2 separate regions of the Homo sapiens genome follow, and region 2 is linked to region 1. Evidence: chromatin loops called from intact Hi-C (ENCODE). Cell type or tissue: A673. All regions are shown on one strand. Each heading gives the region's core, and the rest is flanking DNA. Links, peaks and the distances in the headings are about the cores only.

Evidence for each region. A loop is a pair of places that touch in the nucleus more often than their neighbours do. Peaks named below come from ENCODE experiments on the same cell type or tissue, not always from the same donor. Only the 100,000 strongest peaks of a DNase experiment are listed, where the experiment ranks them.
Region 2: it touches region 1 in a loop (2.6-fold over the local background); 2 of 110 quality-filtered maps call a loop at or near these places.

What each region holds. Positions count from the first base shown.
Region 1 is chr2:204,142,071-204,148,174 of GRCh38, reverse strand. LOC124907966 (a long non-coding RNA gene) reads left to right here. Exons shown (of 2, transcript XR_007088054.1): 2 at 2,716-2,953. Among named protein-coding and RNA genes, the nearest start is that of ICOS, 210 kb to the right of the region's middle. In A673, for the core only: a CTCF peak has its summit at 2,771 (motif pointing left); a DNase peak (open chromatin) is centred at 2,724; H3K4me3 peaks cover 672 bases; H3K27ac peaks cover 632 bases.
Region 2 is chr2:205,883,508-205,887,507 of GRCh38, reverse strand. No RefSeq gene overlaps it. Among named protein-coding and RNA genes, the nearest start is that of INO80D-AS1, 200 kb to the left of the region's middle. RefSeq lists an enhancer at 1-114. In A673, for the core only: a CTCF peak has its summit at 1,711 (motif pointing right); a DNase peak (open chromatin) is centred at 1,747.

The DNA of each region.
Region 1 (6,104 bases), core at 1,132-5,131:
AAGACAAAAGATAAGTGTTGGCACGGGAGTGGAGAAATGGGAAGCTCTGTACATTGTTGGCAGGACTGTAAATTCGTACAGCCATTGTGAAAAACAATATGGAAGGGCTCCTCAAAATTTTGAAAATGGAACTACCATATGATCTAGCAATTCCACTTCTGGGTATCAGTCTAAAGGAAACGAAATCAGTATTTCAAAGAGATGTGTCTGTAATCCCATGTTTATCTCAGTACTACTCACAATAGCCAAGGTATGGACTCAACCTAAGTGTCTATAAACAGATGAATGGATAAAGAAAATATGATACACACATGTGCACACACACAGTGGAATACTATTCAGCCTTATAAAAGAGGGAAATTCTGACATTTATAACAACATAGGTAAACCTGCAGGGTACTGTGCTAGGTGAAATAAGCCAGCACAGAAAGGAAAATATTGCAGGATCTCACTTATATGTGGCATCTAAAAAAGTCAAACGCATAGAAGCAGGGAGGTGGTTGCCAGGGGTTGGGAGGTGGGGAGGAAATGAGGAGTCATTGGTCAAAGGGTACAAAGTTTCAGTTAGGATAAAGAAGTTCTGGAGATCTGTCATACAGCATGGTGTCTATAGTTAATAATAATGTATACTAGGCCGGGCACAGTGGCTCAAGCCTGTAATCCTAGCACTTTGGGAGGTCAGGACAGGCGGATAACTTGAGGTCAGGAGTTCGAGACCAGCCTGGCCAAACTGGTAGAACCTCGTCTTTACTGAAAATACAAAAATTAGCCAGGTGTGACTGTGGGCGCCTATAATCTCAGCTACTAGGGAGGTTGAGGCAGGAGAATCACTTGAACCTGGGAGGCAGAGGTAGCAGTGAGCTGAGATTTTACCACTGCACTCCAGCCTGGGTGACAGAGCAAGACTGTGTCTCAAAAATAAATAAATAAATAAATAAATAAATAAAAAAAATAAAATTTCAGTTTAAAAATAATGTATACTTGAAAATTTCTAATAGATCTTAAATGTTCTTGCCACACACAAAAAATGGTAAGTATGCCAGGTGATGACTATGTTAATTAGTTTGATTGTGGTGATTATTAAACAATGTATACATATACCAAAACATCACCTTTATACTGTAAATATATATGTTTTTATTGTCAAGTATACCTCAATAAAGCTGGAAAAACATTTAATTCAAAAATAAGATAAACATGAAACCCTAAGATGCTTCCTTTTTTGTGTTTTTAGTCCCCAAATGCAATGAAATTCTGAGTTCTTAAAACCACTCTTTAGGGACTATGATAATTTCCTTATCGGTTCCATATGTTTTACTAGTGTGGTCTCAGAGGTTAGGAATCAACATTCCTCTGCCCCCAATTTCCCTTCCTTCCTAAAGTGCAGAGTCAACCAGAGATGAGTACGAGCATCCTGGTTTATAGGTTCCACCGGGTCTTTAGAGACCATCTCCTCACTGACTTTATTCGGGGGCTTTATCTTCCTGCTCGAATGCTTTTGTAGCAGCCCAGTGCCCTGAGAGTTGTTCTGGGAGGCACCAGATATTTATTTAAAAAAAACCATTGTTCTCTTATGGGTGCCACTTGATTACTCACTTGCCAACCCTAATCAACAGATGGAAACAATTTTGAGCACCTCAGTGAATGATTTTTTCTCTCCTTTTATATCAACCTATCATTCTGCTTGGTGTTGAAAGTGTGGAAGGGTGAGACACTCACCTTGTTTACCATCAAAGTGGGTATCAGAATGATATAACAGCAAGAGGCACCTGCGTTTCAATCCTGACTTTTATTTGTAATGTAACCTTGTGTAAGTGATTTAGCCTCTCTGACTCAGTGTCCTCATCTGTAAAATGAAATCAATTGCATCTAAGGCATAGGGTTGCTTAAAAGATTAAAGGAAATCACAGGCAATACCCTTAGCCAAAAGCCTTAGACAAAGTAGGCACTCAAAAAAATGTTATTTCTTTTTCCTTGGGGAGAAGAAAAAATACACATATGAAGCAATTAGTGAACGAGACAGCAGATACACAATGCTAAATTGCTGGTAGAGTCAGTAAGTGCTCAAGGAGCCGGAGGAAGGAGACTTCAAAGTAGGCTGGAATCTACAGGGAAGGGCTGGGGAGAAGGAAAAAAAGGGTCAGCCGCTGGAGGGTGGGTCAGAGGGAACCACTGGGGAGACGGGCCGGGGAGGGGCGGCAAGCTCACTCCTTTTACCTCTGGGTTTGAAACTGACTCCATAAGCCCTTTGGGAACAAAACTGTTTTGCCCCATTTGGACTTCCGGGTGTTTAAAAGTAGTGAGGGATACTAACCAAACAACCATAATAAAGGCGTAAAGTTTTGTTTCTTCTTTTGTTTTTTAACTAGCAAGGCCATAATGAAATTTGAAGCAGAAAGTGAAAATTTGCATCCATCTCTGCTGCAGGAACCCTGTTTTAAAATTTCCTCTTCTCAGATCTGTGTCCCTAGGAGGACGCAGCGCGTGATGAAATACAAAATTCTCCGTTGCTGATAGCAGAAGTGATTAGAAGGGGGGTGGGTGAGGCAGAAATCATCTTTTAGTTTAAACTGTTGTAAATCAGACCCGAAAACTAGGCTATACATTATGCTTTTGTTACTCTGAGAGTTAAATTATAAGGAAATGAACTGTGCATAATAATTCCCCACGTCACTGACTTGCCTCCTTCTCAGCTTAATGTGCTCTCCTATGAAGCAGGTTTAGCGCTTGGAGCCATGGCTGGGCGAAAGGCGCCCTCTAGTGGCTATCTTCTACAAGGCCGCCGGAGGGGCGGGAGAGACCGTGTCCCCACCTGGACAAAGAGAAGCCTCATCCTCACCTGCTTTTGGAGACACTGGGTCAGGAAGGTCAAAGGAAGTGGCTTCCAAGAGAACTGTGTGTCTCCAGTTGACTTTTCCAAGTTGTCAATAAAAATTGTGAATTCTTGTTTCAATATCAGTTATCTGATACCTGTGTCAGTACCTCCTCCAGCCAAGCAGGGAAATAGCAAACAGGAATTCCCGTTTAAATTTCGTGCATTTCACCCAATACTTGGTAAAAGCTGAATAGCATACAGCTGCCAACCCACTCCCGCCCTGGCCTGCCCTCAGTTCTTGTTGAGCTCCATTTTCTGAGAGAGAATGCCCTGGTATTCGAGAAGGCCGCCTAACCAAATTCCTTGCAGAACAGAAAGTTTCAGATAGTTCTGGGGCCCTGCGAAGCCTCTCACTAGAATGTATTATTTTTTTCCTTAGACCAAAGCAATTAAAAAAAAAAAAACTCAGAGTTTCAACTACAGAACTCATAAAGAGGCTTCCCACTGACTGGGTTTAAACAACAACTGAAAAAAAAGGTCTGGTTGAAGCAGGGTTTCTGCTCAGGATTTCTTCTCTCTTCAGGTGACCTAAGAAGGCTGACCAGAAAGAGTTCACCCTCTGTCACTTGCCTGTGCTCATGACTAATGACACCAAGAGTCATCCGTACCCTGAACACTCCCTGCCACATGCTTCCACCCTCTTTCTTAAGTGGATGGTGTGGAGAGGTCACAATAACACACAGCCTGAAATTGCTCTAACTGTAAACCCAGAAAAGCTGAGACTGGTCTCATTTAATTTACAAAGTTTACTTTGCTAAGGTTGAGGATGCGTGCCCTGTGAGCCCGTGACACAGCCTCAGGAAGTCCTGATGACATGTGCCCAAGGTGGTCGGGGAACCGCTTGGTTTTATACATTTTAGGGAGACATGAGACATCAGTCAACATATGTAAGTAGTACATCAGTTCTGTCCAGAAAGGCAGGGACAACTCAAAGCAGAGAGGGGGGCTTCCAGGTCACAGGTAGGTGAGAGACAAATGGTTGCATTCTTTTGAGTTTCTGATAAGCTTTTCCCAAAGACACCATTAGAATATGCAGCTATCTCAGTGACCAGAGGGATGACTTTGAATAGAATGGGAGGCAGGTTTGCCCAGAGCAGTTTCCATCTTGAATTTTCCTTTCAGCTTAGTGATTTGGGGGGTCCGAGATATTTCCTTTCATATAACTAAAGCCTTCTTGGTCCCCTCCTGGGACCCAGAACCAGAGTCCACCTCGTGATTCTGTCGCATTCTAAAACCTCATGTCTTGCTGGAAACACGGCAATGGGAATTCTCAATTTCTGCGTTACGCACAGGATTTCAGGTCCTGGGTTCTTGATTGGGCTGGAGTGAGTATGTGCTACAGCCAGCATTTGAGGAGGCAGAGGAGGGTTGGGGTGCAAACCCCAGCATGCAGATGCGGGCGCTGTATTTAAGCATTACATATGGACTTAGCCCCTGACAAGCTCACAGCAGAATTTATGGAGCGCCTCATTCAGTGTAACAGCAATAGGCTCCATTTTAATGAATCCCCTTGGTAGTATAATCATCATTCAGACAGAAACAACCGCTATATGGGGCTGTGCACCCTCTCACTGACCTTTGTACCTTCCCACTGAAACTGAATCCTTTCCATGCTTTTTTCCCATTGCACAAAAATTTCATTTTTAAAATGAATCAATATGTACTTAGGGAGTGCCGTGGGGTCGGGGGTGGGGAGAAGAGGGAACAGCAGTTTGAGCCCTGGGTCTAGTGAGGAAGGTGAATCGGTTTACTGGGAGGCGTGGTTCTCCTTCATAAACACCATGAAACAGAATTTCATGTTACAAATTAATGTGTGTGTGTGTGCGCAATTTTTTTTAAAGCATGTGCTTTGTTTCTGAGAGCGCATAGACACCACATGCTGCGGTTGCTATGGTAATTACTAGCCTCTGTTGAATAGGGACGCAAGGGGTTACATAGAAGAAAACCAACTGGCAAAAGTGCATGTTACAATGAATAAACCCACTTATTTCTAAAAGGTTGCAAGAGGCACTCAAACCAGAAAATAAAGGAACTGGAGGTAGGGGCACAATTTTTCAAAGACCTAACAAAACCATCGCCTATAGCAGTTTTCATCATATATCTGGAGTAAAAATTGTCCAAAGCCCTCGAGACATTTGCTCATGTGTTTCAATAGGCAGAAGACACAATCATATCTAAAAGCAGTACGATATTATGCAATAGTATTAATAACCATAGTAGCAATAGTAATAGTAATAATAATGATTATAATTTATTGAGTGAATGCAATATTTCCAGTAATTTTTCTATTTTATCTCATTTAATCCACACAAAACCCTGAAATATATTCATCAACTCATGTTTCCATTTAGTTTATATTTTTAAAGCAATTTCTATGAGGCAACTGAGCCGAGCCCTGAAGATGTCAAAATGTGGAAAACCTTGTTTCTCCCTCATGGAGCCCACGGCTAGTGGGAGAGACAAGAGGTAAATAGGCTCATGACAGTGCAAGGTGTTAAGGAAACTCACAGGAGAAAAACTCTCTCACGGATCTTGGGGGCAGCGGTGGGGAAGGTGGTAGGGAACCCCGAGGTAGTTCTTCTGAAGAAAGTGACATATCTGAGCAGGGTGTAAGAATGGTGAGACTTCAGCAGAGGATCAGGGAGGAGGGGTGTTCTAGACAGACAGAAATCTAGGCAAAGCCTCCATTTGGAAACAGAGTCTGACAGGTTCCCTGAAAAGGAGAATTCACTGTGGCTGAACCTGGAGTGAGTTGGGGTTGGTGAGAGAGCCAGGCAGAATAGGCAGGGCCAGATGGAGAAGGGCTTTCTGGTATGTATGAAGGGGCTTGGACTTGGTCCCAGGGTCATGACAATGGGTCTTTACCAAGTCAGTAAAGAATATGTAGTGGAGGAGAAGTAACACGATTCAGTTGTGTTTCAGCAAGCTCACTTTGACCACAATATGGAGGATGGATGGGGGAGGGCAAGAACTGAAGCAGAGATCAGAGGGAAGGCTGTGTGGTAATTCCAGTGAGAGAAAATGGTGGGCTGAATTCAGTAGAGCCAGGAAGGAATGGCAGCGGGGGGGCAGATGTGTGTCTATTGAGAGGGGCCTGATAAACAGGACTTGGTGTGGTGGCTGAGGTGGAGGAGGCCAGCAGGTACTATTACCCCTATTTGACCCCTATTTGACTTTAGACAGAACTGAGGCTAAGGAAAGCTTAGCAACCTGCCCAAGGTTCCTGCTA
Region 2 (4,000 bases), core at 1-4,000, 1.7 Mb before region 1:
TGTGGGACAAGGCTGGTTCTTTAGGGCATCGCTCAAATGCTGGCATTGGAAGATCCTGGATGCGAGGAGTCCTTTGTTCCTTCAGCTGAACCTCCCAAGATGTTTCTGATTCGCTTCGAGAGAGTCTGCCTGGCTCACCTGCCTAAGACATGGGTAGGAATGGCAGGCAGGTGGGCTAGGCCACAATTCTGCTTCTTGAAAAAAATGGACTGTTCTTCTGATTTAAGAAGTAAACCCTATTCAGTGTAGAAAATGAAAACAAATATAAAATATGTAAATAAAAATGACCAACCATCCTTAGCTAGAGGTAAGGATTGTCACAATGTTTCAGGATTGTACTTTTCACTTATCTTGTGCCTCTCTCTCTCTGTCCTCCTCTCTAAGTGCATAAATACATTTTGGAAGGTGGATCTAGTGTACATATAATTTTCCTTATTTATTAAATCTCCATTTTATTCTAAAGGATTCAGCATGGATTACAAAGGCACATAAAAAATGATAGAACAAACTAAAAGTGGGGTTAAGAAAGACAAATCTACACCATAATGCCATGTTCAGATTTGTATTTTTAACATTTAACATGACATTGAGCATATGTGCCCATTTGCCATTAAATAGACTGTTGCATTATTTTTTAAATGTATTAGTATTATTATTTTTAATAGAAGGAAAGCATATGACCGCAGAGCAGTGCACAGGTTGGAAGTGAATGGCTGGATGCGGTATCTTGTGGGTTTTTTTTTTTTTTTTTTTTTTTGAGACAGGGTCTCACTCTGTCCCCAGGCTGGAGAGCTGTGGCGTAATCTCGGCTCACAGCAGCCCCTACCTCCTGGGCTCGAGCGATCCTCCCACCTCAGCCTTCCAAGTCGCTGGGACTACAGGTGTGCGCCACCACACCCGGCTATATATATACATTTTATATATATATATATATATATATATATATATATATATATATATATATATATATGTATTATTTGTAGAGATGGGATTTCTCCATGGTACCTAGCCTGCCACATCATTCTTAATGTCTCCACGGCATTCCACTGATGGGAGCAGCGCTGTGTATCTGATCAGGCCCCTCCTATTTGCTGTTAGGCCGCTTCCAAAATGGCAGATTTACAAATAAAGCTGCAAACGACACCTTTGTAAAGAAATCTTTGTGCACCCCTCCATTTCCTGAATGGGCGTTTCTAGAAGTATTTCCAGCAACACCAGAGCCATGGAGGAATCCTATGTGTGAATCCCCCACTGCCCTGGGAGAGCACAGCATTTTCTGGTGCATCCAGAGGTTGCCCAGCCCCTCTCTACGTCAGTATGGACCCTTCGCATCCTAGGCCAATCACGTCGCCTTCCAGACTGTCCCCACGTATGTCCCCATGGCTCTGCCAGCTCCCTGCCCTTACGCCTCTCAGGGATGCACGGTTGGGCTACTACAGGAGCTACTGCCTGTTGGGATGAGCACCCCCGAAGTTGGGCATTGGAAAGAGAAATAGAGTCAGATACTTGCCGGAGGTGAATGATGTGGGTGAGGGAAATCGCTGCACTTGGCTTATTTCTGTTTGATCCTTACCAAGTTTTCTGCAAAGAAACTGCCTGGGATGCTGCTTATGCGGCTTTCTCATTTGCTGAAAAACAATGTGTGTCCGGAGTAGTGAAAAGGCAACGGACCCAAACTGCCTCTAGCACCAAGAACCCGGCAGTCCACACGAGGGCGCTGTTCTCCCGCCATGAAGGACTAGGCGGGCTCCTGCTTTCTGGGCGGAAAAGGGCGCCAGGAGGCAGAGCGGGAAAACCGGCAGAGGGTGTGGGAGGGAGGAGGAGACGTTTGCCTTCCCCGTCATTCTCCTTCCTTGCAGAGCCTCTCCTTTCCCTCAGGGACTCCCTCACCACCTCTTCCTTACAGCCCCCTCACTGCTTTTCCTTGCGTATCTTTCGGATGCCACAGTCAGCTCTGGGCCCATCCATGGCTCCATCTCCTATCCTAGGGTTGTCCCGCGGCGCCCTCTTTTCCAATGGATTTTCCCTCTCTTATCCTGCACTGGCTATAATTTTTTTTAAAGTGACATATATTTACTTGTGTATTTAACAAAGTTTTTGGTGCACTTAAAAAATGTTAAAGCAGAAAAATTAATCCTTTTGTATTTATTAATTTTTTTCTGGAAAATAGAAACCCACAAAAACAAGATTATTTAAGATTTTTTCCCCCTTGCATAAGGCACCTGGTTGCCTGTTATTTATATACGTATTTTTTGTGGATCAGTGGACCCGAAGAGAAAAATGATCAGAACTGTAACAAATATAACCTAATTGTCATCAGGTTCTTGGTCTTTGATTCCTTTATATTCAGGGCTGTAAACAAGTCTGCATCCGGAAGTGGAAATAAGGCAGCTAAAGAATTCATGAATAATAGTCACAATGTATTGAGCTTTCAATAATAGTGACAGTGTATTGACCCATGTCCTCCACTACCAGTGAGGGAGCTGAGGTCAGAGAGTGTGAAGAGCGAGGCCAAGGTGACCCAGATGAGGAGGGTAGCTAGGATTTGATGCCCGCTCTTAGTGGCTTCAAACCTTGGGCCATTTCAGTAGCAACCCATGAGACCATTCAAGTGGACCTGGGCAGTGAGTCCGGCTTTAGGGTCACTTCTGCGGAACAGTAAGGTCCAAGAGGTTCCTCATCCAGCTGAATGCGGGGCTTCAGTACCTTTCTGAGACCAAGGGACAGGGGGAACCCAGACTCAGGGAGCTGAGCAAGCTGACCCCACGCCTCTACTGGAGCTAAGGGAGAGCAGCGCCATGCACAGCGCTCTTTGGTTTAATTGTAAGGCACCATTCTCGCCCACACATGACCAATGGCTGGGTACTCATTTTTCTTTAGTGATAAGGAAGAGCAAAATCAACCCACATGATCTAGAGCAGTGGTCCTCAACCTTTTTGGCACCAGGGACTGGTTTTGCAGAAGACAGTTTTCCATGGGCCCACCAGGGTGTGGGGATGGTTACGGGACTATTCAAGCCCATTACATTTATTTTGCACTTTATTTCTATTATTATTACATTGTAATATATAATGAAATAATTATATAACTCACCATAATGTAGAATCAGTGGGAGCCCTGAGTTTTCCTGCAACTAGACAATCCCATCTGGGGGTGATGGGAGACAGTGACAGATCACTAAGCATTAGATTCTCATAAGGAACATGCAACCTAGATTCCTTGGGTACACAGTTCCCAATAGGGTTCATGCTCCTATGAGAATCTAATGCTGCCGCTGATCTCACAGGAGGCGGAGCTGAGGCAGTAATGGGAGCCACGGGGAGCAGCTGTAAAAACAGATGAAGCTTTGCTCATTCACCTGCTGCTTACCTCCTGCTGTGCAGCCTGGTTCCTAACAGGCCATGGACCAGTAGTGGTCCATGTACTGGTCCATGGCCTGGGGCTTGGGGACCCCTGACCTACAGAGTTGTGTTAGGGTTAGGGGCCAGGCATGGTGGCTTGTGCTGTAATCCTAGCACTTTGGGAGGCTGAGGCGAGTGAATTGCTTGAGCCCAGGAGTTCAAGACTAGCCTGGGCAACATGGCAAAACCTCATCTCTACAAAAAATACAAAAATTAGCTGGGCATGGTGGCGCACACCTGTAGTCCCAGCTACTTAGGAGGCTGAAGTGGTAGGATTGCTTGAGCCCGGGAGGTTGAGGCTGCAGTGAGCTGTGATTGTGCCAATGCAGTCTAGCCTGGATGGCAGAGCCAGACTCTGTCTCGGGGGGTGGGGGGGTAAAAAAAAAAAAAAGGAGTTAGGAGGCTGAAGCTATGAACCCCTAAATAAAGAGCCCATTCCCAAGGTACAGCCCAGCAAAGTATTATTAGTCATTTTTACCACAGTGTGCAAATAGAGATATGTCCTTTCCCATCTCTGGTCCAGAATTTTGAATTTTAAACTTTATCTCATTGAAATGAAGGTCCCTATATTCAGTGAAAAGTATTTCAGGCCACCTCGG